Regions from separate parts of the Homo sapiens genome. Here region 1 is linked to region 2. Evidence: chromatin contacts called from ENCODE POLR2A ChIA-PET data. All regions are on one chromosome and are shown on one strand. Each heading gives the region's core, a stretch centred on a gene start or an enhancer-like site at or near the end of the contact. The rest is flanking DNA. Distances are from core to core; before and after follow the strand shown.

Evidence for each region. ChIA-PET counts read pairs that join two places held with the same protein, here RNA polymerase II (POLR2A).
Region 1: POLR2A ChIA-PET joins it to region 2 with 19 read pairs in MCF 10A. The contact joins two enhancer-like sites. POLR2A ChIA-PET finds 5 or more read pairs at or near these places in 4 of 52 experiments (BJ, H1, MCF 10A and 1 more).

Annotation. Positions count from the first base shown.
Region 1 is chr9:33,317,643-33,322,772 of GRCh38, forward strand. NFX1 (nuclear transcription factor, X-box binding 1) reads left to right here. Exons shown (of 24, transcript NM_002504.6): 8 at 1,089-1,188; 9 at 1,268-1,485. Among named protein-coding and RNA genes, the nearest start is that of NFX1, 30 kb to the left of the region's middle. Within about 2 kb of position 3,274, at least 6 of the 41 ENCODE cell types and tissues checked have a DNase peak (open chromatin) inside an H3K27ac peak, as active enhancers do.
Region 2 is chr9:33,156,498-33,161,290 of GRCh38, forward strand. The region is part of intron 1 of B4GALT1 (beta-1,4-galactosyltransferase 1); the gene reads right to left. Among named protein-coding and RNA genes, the nearest start is that of B4GALT1-AS1, 8.1 kb to the right of the region's middle. RefSeq lists enhancers at 2,526-2,585, 2,696-2,875, 2,906-3,045, 4,464-4,593, 4,613-4,793. Within about 2 kb of position 2,839, at least 38 of the 41 ENCODE cell types and tissues checked have a DNase peak (open chromatin) inside an H3K27ac peak, as active enhancers do.

The sequences.
Region 1 (5,130 bases), core at 2,024-4,523, 160 kb after region 2:
ACAAAGTGAGATCCTGTCTTTAAAAAAAAAAAAATCTAGAGTCTTAATTATGGCCGGGCGTGGTGGCTCACGCCTGTAGTCCCAGCCCTTTGGGAAGCTGAGGCAGGTGGATCACCTGAGCTCAGGAGTTCAAGACCAGCCTGGCCAACGTGGTGAAACTCCATCTCTCCTAAAAATACAGAAATTAGCTGGGCGTGGTGGCGGGCCCCTATAATCCCAGCTACTTGGGAGGCTGAGGCAAGAGAATTGCATGAACCGGGGAGGTGGAGGTTGCAGTGAGCCAAGATCATGCCATTGCACTCCAGCCTGGGCAAGAGTGAGACTCTGTCTCAAAAAAAAAAAAAAAAAAAAAAAAAAAATCTTCATTATAGTGAAACCTTTTGGTTCTGTTTAATGTACGATTTTATTTTATGAGTATTATTTTTAATACCTTATTAGAAGGTTTCTATTTTATTTTTATTGTATATGTGATTTTAAAAATGTGATGTTTTTATAATACTGCATTTATTCTGATCATTAGATCTTATACTCTCATGCCAATTTTTAAATTTCTTTTTGGCAACGGGGACCTTTTTACAAGTGTTTTATGTAAAACCTGACATAAAGTATGAAACCTGTGCTTCTTGGGTTGAAGTGAGGATGGGAAATCCAGATGTCAACTCCTCCACCACTACTACCAGCTTAGCTTGTCTATCTCCTGTAACATCACCAGAGGACCCGCAGGAGCCTCACAGTGAATGGTGTTCAGCCACGGCCTTATGGACCAGATAGTGTTCTCTTAATTTAGAGGTTGCTTCACTCTGATGCTGTTCTTGGAATGTGCTGCAGAGGCACTATGAGATATTAATAGTTTAACAAGGCTTTTTTAATTTCTTCCTATGGTAAAGCTCTTAGGCGGGTCTTAGAGCTGCTGTATGAACTATACTCATTTCTGCATAGGTCTGATCAGTACTCTATTTGGCCTCCCAGATTACAGGCATGAGCGACTGTGCCAGGCCCGCATTTTGTATTTTCTTATAGATTATTTGTGACATTTTAAGAACCCATACATGTTACTAACGTTTTGTTTTTGAAATTTTCTCTTCAAGTATGCTATTGCGGCAGCACCTCCCGAGATGTGTTATGTGGAACCGATGTAGGAAAGTCTGATGGATTTGGGGATTTCAGCTGTTTAAAGATATGTGGCAAGTAAGGTTTTACGTTTTCTTCAGTTGAACTAAAGCTGCACTTTATGCAACAATTATGTAATAGTGTGTTTTCTTAACAGGGACTTGAAATGCGGTAACCATACATGTTCGCAAGTGTGCCACCCTCAGCCCTGCCAGCAATGCCCACGGCTCCCCCAGCTGGTGCGCTGTTGCCCCTGTGGCCAAACTCCTCTCAGCCAATTGCTAGAACTTGGAAGTAGTAGTCGGAAAACATGCATGGACCCTGTGCCTTCATGTGGAAAAGTGTGCGGCAAGCCTCTGCCTTGTGGTTCCTTAGGTAACTAGTAAGCGTAAAGTTGGCTTTAAAAATATTATTGTAAATGGTTGGCAGCAGTGAGTGTTTAAGCAATGTAGAAGTAAGTGCTAGTTACAATATCAGAGGTTTCTAAATATTATGATCATATTTATGTAGGTACGTTTTCTTTCCTCCTCAACATATACTTGTGAAAACCCATACATTTGCCCAAATGATCTCTCTGATTCAGGTATTTTATTGTTAACTCTGGACAACTGTGGTGAGTTACTGTTCCATAGGGGTTATGATTTCTCTTAGGAGCCTGTACTGTAATGAACACTATATGTATTTATACCAATCCAGGGTTCAGCAAGTGTTGAAAACCCTTTTCACATAATAGGAACATGCTAAAATAATTGTGGGTGAGACAGAGTCTGGTTTGGAGACAGAGTCTCGCTCTGTCGCCCCAGCTCGAGTGCAGTGGTAGGATCTCAGCTCACTGCAGCCTCTGACTCCTGGGCTCAAATGATTCTTGTGTCTCAGCCTCCCAAGTAGCTGGGACTACAGGCGCACACCACCACGCCCGGCTAATTTTTGTATTTTTAATAGAGACGGGGTTTCACCATGTTGACCAGGCTGGTCTCGAACTCCTGGCACCAAGTGATCCACCCGCCTTGGGTTCCCAAAGTGCTGGGATTACAGGTGTAAGCCACTGTACCTGGCCAAAGAACTAAAATTGTAAGTACAATAGAACCTCAGCCATTTAGATCATTCAAGGAATGTCAGCCTCTGTAGCTAAGTTTCCCATCTAGCTGAGGATACGAGGATAGCACCTATTGAACATCATTTTGGATGAATATTTTTCTTTTCTTTTCTTTTCTTTTTTTTTTTTTTGAGACAGAGTCTCGCTCTGTTGCCCAGGCTAGAGTGCAGTGGCGTGATTTTGGCTCACTGCAACCTCTACCTCCTGGGTTCAAGCAATTCTCCTGCCTTGGCCTCCCGAGTAGCTGGGATTACAGGCACCTGCAATCATGCCCAGCTAATTTTTTTTTGTATTTTTGTAGAGACGGGGTTTCACCATGTTGGCCAAGCTGGTCTTGAACTCCTGACCTTGGGTGATCTGCCCGCCTTGGCCTCCCAAAGTGCTGGGATTATAGGTGTGAGCCACCATGCCCGGCTGGATGAATATTTTTCTAAAATTTACATTTCATGTTTAAACAGAGTTTACTGAAGGTGTTGTAATTTTTCTCTCATTGACCCAGAGTCATCATTTTTATGAACTCCAGTTACTGTATTACACTGAATGCAGTGGTGCCCTTGGCCTGCTGAGGTTTCTCAGACTGATGCCCCATACCAATGAGCAGTTTGAATTGTTGTATCTGCTTGTTGAAGCTTTTTGTTGTTTATATTCTTATCAGTGCTTTTAGTATGCTTGCCTGTCTACTTTTAGTAATTCCCCCTTTCTTCTGATTTGTGGCTTCTGATTACTTGAATATAGAAACCAGAAAAAGCTCATTGGAATTAGATACAAAGTAATACTATACTGAGCCTATCTGACTCAGTCTTTTGGGAATGTATGTCTGCAGTTTTGCAATGACTTGGCAACTTCTCTCCTGAGTGGGTGTTGAAAGGCCATGCATTTAGAAAAAAATGGAAAGTAGGCAACTGAGATTGAATAGGAAAATTATTTCTAAAACTAACCATGTATCTTGTGAGGTAAAGCTAGAATCTTTAGGTTTGGTTTCCATTTCATCAAAAGGAGAGAGTTCACATTTCTTTCAAGTGCCAGCGTGAATCAGTGGGAACACCCTACTTAATCCTTTTTCTCAATCTGACCTTAAAATTGTGTATAGAGGAGAAGTGCTGTCTTCTTGTATTTTAATATACATTCCAGCTGCATTAGGAAAGCCAGTCATCTGTTGGTTCTCTGCTTGCCATGAAAATGTGTTTATGATATGGAGATCAAATGACTAGTAAATCAAATCCCCTTTCGGAAAGCACATGAGTCAGTTTTATAAGAATTTCACATATAATGACCAGAAATCCTACCCTGGCACTCATGTATCCTGTTGGTGATGAGAGAAGAAGGAAATGTGAAATGGGTAATGCAAAGGGACTTGAGCAAGAGAAGGGTAGTAACTGGCAGTAACAGACCTTGGGATGGGACAAGACCAGGTTAAGGGATAAGAGGGTACCTGCTATACCTCAGCAGGTATCATGGAAAACCTTTAAGGAAATAGGCTGAGTTGACTGAGAAGCTCAGAGACAAGCGTGTGGCTAGCGATAACAATGACTGTCAGGTTTGTTCAGACCTAGCTTATCTATAGAAAGCTCGCTTAGGTCTTTTGTATCTCACTCAGTAGGAAATTTCCATCCCAGAGACACAGCTTCAGTATAAGAGACTGGATAGAGTTCTACTTTAAAGATGGTAGCATGAAGAGCTCCCATAGATCTGCTTCCCAGTAAAGCAAACAAAGCTAGGGAAAACTATAAAAAAGCAACCATCAAGGCTGGGCATGGTGGCTCATACCTATAATCTCAGCACTTTGGGAGGCCAAGGTGGGAGAACTGCTTGAGTCCAGGACTTTGAGACCAGCCTGGGCAACATGGCAAGACCCTGTATGTACCAAAAAACATTTTTTATTTACCTGGGTATGGCGGCACGTGCCTGTGGTCCCAGCTACTTGGGAGGCTGAGGCAAAAGGATCATTTGACCCTGGGATGTTGAGGCTGCAGTGAGCCATGAATGCAGCACTGCACTCCAGCTAGGCTGACAGAGTGAGACCCTGTCTCAAAAAAAAAAAAAAAAATCAACCATTTAAAGTTTCTGGAGGCTGGGTGCAGTGGTTCACATCTGTAATCCCCCACACTTTGGGATGCTGAGGTGGGCAGATCACTTGAGGTCAGGAGTTCAGGACTAGCCTGGCCAACATGATGAAACCCCGTCTCTACTAAAAATACAAAAATTAGCCAGGCATGGTGGCACATGCCTGCAATCCCAGCTACTCGGGAGGCTGAGGCAGGGGAATTGCTTGAACCTGGGGGGCAGTAGTTGCAGTGAACTCAGATCATGCCACTGCACTCCAGCCTAGGTGACAGAGTGAGACTCCATCTCGAAAAAAAAAAAAAAAAGTCTCTAGAAATTGCCCTAAGAGCATACCTCAAATGAAGACATATTTATTCAACAAAATCTTCTAAAACTCTGGTAAACAACAGCAAGAGTCTGTGGCATTGAGCCCTAGCTAGTTCCTTCCTCCTCCCCTCAGCTCAGCTTGACAGATCTCCACTCAGGATAAGTGTGGACAAGAAGATGGGGCTTCTTCTCCCCTCAGCTCCCAGTCAGGTTTACCATATCTCACTGGGAAGGCCACATTGTCAACATTTCTCTACCCCTCCAACTCCAAGTTGAAGAGGCTGAAATTCTGGTGAGTGCAGCTGAGCAGTTAGGGCTCCCTTTCTCCACCAAGCTCCCACTTACAGAATGGAGGCTTCATCCCATTTGCAGCAGAATACTGGAGCCCTAATCGTCCTCACCCCAGCTCACTCGTAGGGCAGAGGTTCCACTGAGAGAAGCAAGCCAAGAAGGCAAGAGGCTACTATCCCACCCAGCACCCAGAGTAGTGCCTCAGAGACCTTTCCCAGGGCGAGAGACAGTTCATAACAAAAGAGAGCTCCGAGGTACTCTCC
Region 2 (4,793 bases), core at 1,589-4,088:
TCAGTGGGCTTCTGAATCTACAAGAGTCTACAAAAGATGCAGGCACATGGTGGATGACTACAAGGACAGAACTGGCAATTCATATTTGCAGACTTTGGGCTATTGTAACAACTTATTTTTATCCAACATAATTTAAAAGCCTTTCTTCATTAGGGCCCTGTTTCTGGATCCCATACACCAGGGCTATTACATAGAAGTTCATCCACATGAGTTAAATGATCAGGCGCCCAGGCTAGCCCAACAGAATATAAGTTTCTATGGATGGCTACATGCAGTGTTTCCAAAAACTGATCCACAAACTTTTTGATCAACACCATTATTTTTAAGTCAGGTTTTTAAAGCCAGAGCCTGCCCCATGCTATAGGTTTAGCGCCACATATCAAGGAAGAAGGAAAGAATGTTCTTACTTTCTGTAAACCAACTTGGCAAAGGTAGGTGGGTGTTGAAAGAGCCACAGTAAGGCTCCTTTTGTGGACACAGAGTGAATTCAACAGGAACTGCTCTGAGGCAATCACAGGAAAACCCTAATGTCCAGAAAGGCCACATGGTGTCCAGCATAGGGAACTACACACACACACACACACACACACACACACACACACACGGTGTCCAGCATAGGGAACTACACACACACACACACACACACACACACACACACACACTGGCTGGAAGTGTCAGTGTGAGGCTCCAGCTAGATCCAAATCGCCCTTAGAATCCACATACTTCAAAAGCCAGGATTTTCCAATTTAGAACCTGTGAATGATTCCAAACCTCTTGGAAAGCAATGCAGCAATGTGAATCAGTATTGTCAAGATGACCATATCCTCTGGCCTAGAAATTCTTCCCCAGGAATTTATCCCAGGAAAGTAATTCAACTGAAGCAAAGAGCTACACACTACAAAAATGTTCATATCTAGATTATCGACGATAGTGAAACCTGGAATAGTGTATGCTAATGGAATATCTATAAGGATACTAGACAGCAACAAAAGATAATTAGGATAATCATAAACAACATAACATTTTATAAGATAATGTTGGATAAAAATGGCTGCATGCAAACAGTTTCACTCTACAACTGCATTGGAATATATGCATTGGAATATGTATGCATTTGAAAAGTAATAGCAAGCTCTGTTACAGAAGTGGGAGCATGTTCTGTTACAATGGTAAGTAGAATTTTTTTTAACATTTAACATGGTAACATTGTATTTTCAACTAAAAAAAAAAAAGGTCCTATAAAGCAAAAGCCAAAATCTTCACAAATAAGCATTATACTACCAATAATAAATAACATATATTCACAACTTATTCTGTGTTAGGCACTGTTTTAAGCCCTTTCGTGGCTACTACCTGTATTTCATAACATCTATGAGGTGGATACTGTTATTGCCATTTTACAAGTGAGAACACTGAGGCACAGAGAGGATAACAACTTTCTTAAATCAAATACCACAGTGTGACAGAAAGAAACATTCCTTGTGCCATTTCTACGGGTCATCCACCTGCTAAAATTTTTATGTCTGCTTAGACAGACATGATGAAATCCTTAGCAGAAGCCTCATGGGTAGTGAGCTTCAAAAGGAATTCCAGAGGCCTTTCACGTTGCATATACAACCAGGTTTTCCCCCCCACTCGCCAAACTGGAATCTAGGAGGTAGAGAAAGACAGAGGCTAAAGACCAGCAGGCCCAGCCCACTCAAATTTCAGAAAGACAACAGAGACCAAAGGAGTTAGGACTTGCCTAAAATGATGTAATGAATTAGAAAAAGAATAAAGACCAGGGCTCGGAATCCTCACTCCAGCAGCCTTCAAGGCTTGCTCCTACCCTCTGCAGACCAAGAAATCCCTCTCTGCAGCTCTCTTCCCTTTCAACTGCCTCCCTTTGATCCCTCAGTCCAGCTACCCTCAGACTTCCTCTGTCCATAACAGTCCAAACTGCACCACCTTCTCTTTCTTTTATCATCTTCAGCTCACTCTGCCTCCATTTCCTTTCCTCTCCTGCCCTGCTGGTAAAGGTGTGCAACTTTTGGAATTTCAGCTTTAGTATTCTTTCCACATGACAGCAAGTAGAGGAAATCGCAGGTTACTTTTAGCAGTAGACTCCTGCCCTTCCAATAAGGGAGACTGTTCAAACATACTGAGAGACAGAGATGCTAAAATCAACGTCTGGAAGAGAGGTCCTTCATTCTGACTCTGGCCCTGGCCCAGACCACCCATTTGGCTCCCTGCACCTCCTCAGTACCCTCAAAGCACCCAGGCTTCCTCTCTCTGACCACACCATATTGCCAGAGTCTATCTACTACTACTAAGGGACTGCCCAAGAGTGGGGGCCTCTCTTGTTCATGTCTATCTCTCACACTTCATATAGTGTAGTTACCAATAAAAGTTTGCTGAATGAGGAAATGAGTCCCTGTTCATTCTCTTCCTGGGGGGAGGGGGTCTCTCCTGACTTTGGTGTGAAGACTCAATTCTACCTATTCTTGGGCAGGCAGGGACTCTGCCCAGAGTACTCCTCTAAATGTCAGGCGCTACCCAACACCTTAATACCACATCCCCACAATCCCATAACGCAAATACCAGCTTCCCTAGGCCGCACCCTGAACTCCACATCCTTTCCTGTTTCTTTTTTTGTTGTTGATTTTTTTCAAGCTGGCAGTGTCCTGCAACACCAATGACAGCTCTGCGGTTTCAGGATGTCAAAGGCAAAAGGCCATTATGCAAAACAGGAAGAAACTTTGAAAGAAAAAAACTTAAGGCATTTTTAGAATATACTCTGTCATGGGGCCAAGCAATGATTGAATCCCCTGCCAGGGACCCTCCCCATGACCTCTAGGCCCCCGTGGTGGGGCAGGAAGGAGCCTGACCTCACACTGTATCCGTCACACTGCTGACATAATCCTGCCCCTTCCCTCAGTGCAACCTCGCCCTAGCACTCCAGGCTTTGTGCCAAATGACCCCGGCAGACAAAACTGCTCCTCAGAGAGAATTTATCTCCACTGAGGACATTCTAAAGGGAGTAACTTCAAAGTATACTCCTTGGGAATAGCCTGGCACACTGGCCTGAGGCTTTATTGATCTAACCCACCTGAATCAGCCCCAACTGAGAACCAGGTTCTGCCTCTCCCTAAGAGAGCTTCTCCCTAAGAGAATTCCTAGAAACCTAAAGTTTCTCACTATGGCTCCTCCCTAGATCTCAGGACCACCTGGAGGTGGGAGAGCTGTGCTATATGTTTCAGAATCTGATTTGCAAGCTTGCTCCCACCTTCCTGTGCGTCACATCTCAATGATGTCAACAGCACTGGTTTAGCTAGCTGTTGTTCACCCACAACCACAGCCCCAGAGCCACAGTAGTCCACAGAAGTCCAGCACAGGGACTTAGCTGCTAAAGAAACAAATGGAGAAGTTACTGAGAAAGCATCACCCCCACCGATTCTGTTCACAGCAGATTTCTGCTCAGCCAGATCCTAAGAGCCTATCCTGCAGCCTGGCCCTTTGCCCCTGCCCCCAGGCACTTCCTGGACCTAGTTTCTTTTTTAATCAGAATTCTAGACACATTGTTCAGCAATAAGTGATACTCATCTGCCAGCACTAAGCAAATCTGGAATTTCCAATGAGTCTATCCTTTTGTAAGACTGGCTTGAAAATCTAGCCCTTCTCAAAAAACATTCAACACTTTTTTTCCTTTTTTAGAAAGCTCTCCTACAGAAACCATCCAAAAAGTACATAAAGCTTTCTGCACAAGCATCACTACATCACTAAGAAAAAACAAAAACTATATATGTATATGTGTGTGTTCAGCAACAGTTGAATGATTTTTTTAAGTTATGGCATATTCAGCTGACAGACTATGATACTGCCTTTGTGATTTTTAAAGGTATAGGGTCAAGTCTGTGACAGAATCTTAAATGAAAAATGCTGAACACCAGGCTATCTACATGAATCTATGTCAATCTATCTGTTCATCTATAAAGACAACAGCTATAACACTGGGTGTGGTGACTGACACCTATAATCCCAGCGCTTTGGGAGGCCAAGGCAGGTGAATCACTTGAGCTCTGGAGTTCGAGACCAGCCTAGGCAACATGGCAAAACCCCATCTCTACAAAAAATACAAAAATTAGTCAGGCATGGCGGTGTGCACCTGTGGTCCCAGCAACTCGGGAGACTGAAGTGGGAGAATCGCTTAGCCCGAGAGGTCGAGGCTGCAGTGAGCCGTGATCACTGCACTCCAGCCTGGGTGACAGAGCAAAAACCCTGTCTCAAAAAGAAAAAGAAAAAAAAATATATCAGCTATATTCTTAAACATGAAAAAGACTAGTAGGAAATATGCCGGTATGTTTCTTTTGGGTGATAGGAATTTGGGTGTGCTTTTATATCTCTTTCAACTTTTCAAATTATTTTCAATGAGCCTGCATTACTTTTTACTTTTAAAATGAAGGAAGAGATTATCCCCCCTCAAAAGGCAAAAGCAAAGACCCATACCCCTATCCCTATCCCCAACATCTCTGTGAGGCAAGTCATTCTCTCTCTCTCTCTCTCTCTCTCTGCCTGGGCTTTGTGAGGGGCTCTGGAGAAGCAGCGGGTGTGGGGAGTGGATAGAGAAGCAGCTACATAACACACCCAGACCAGACTTTAAAATCACTGCCAAAGAATTCAGCAACAGCCAATTATATAGCCCCTGGCCTTCATTTGTGCAGGGAAGGGGCGGGCTGAGGCCAAGCCGCAAAGTGGAACCTGAAGCACTGAGTGTGTGACTCACCCCTCTGTCTTCTAAGGACAAATCCCTTTAG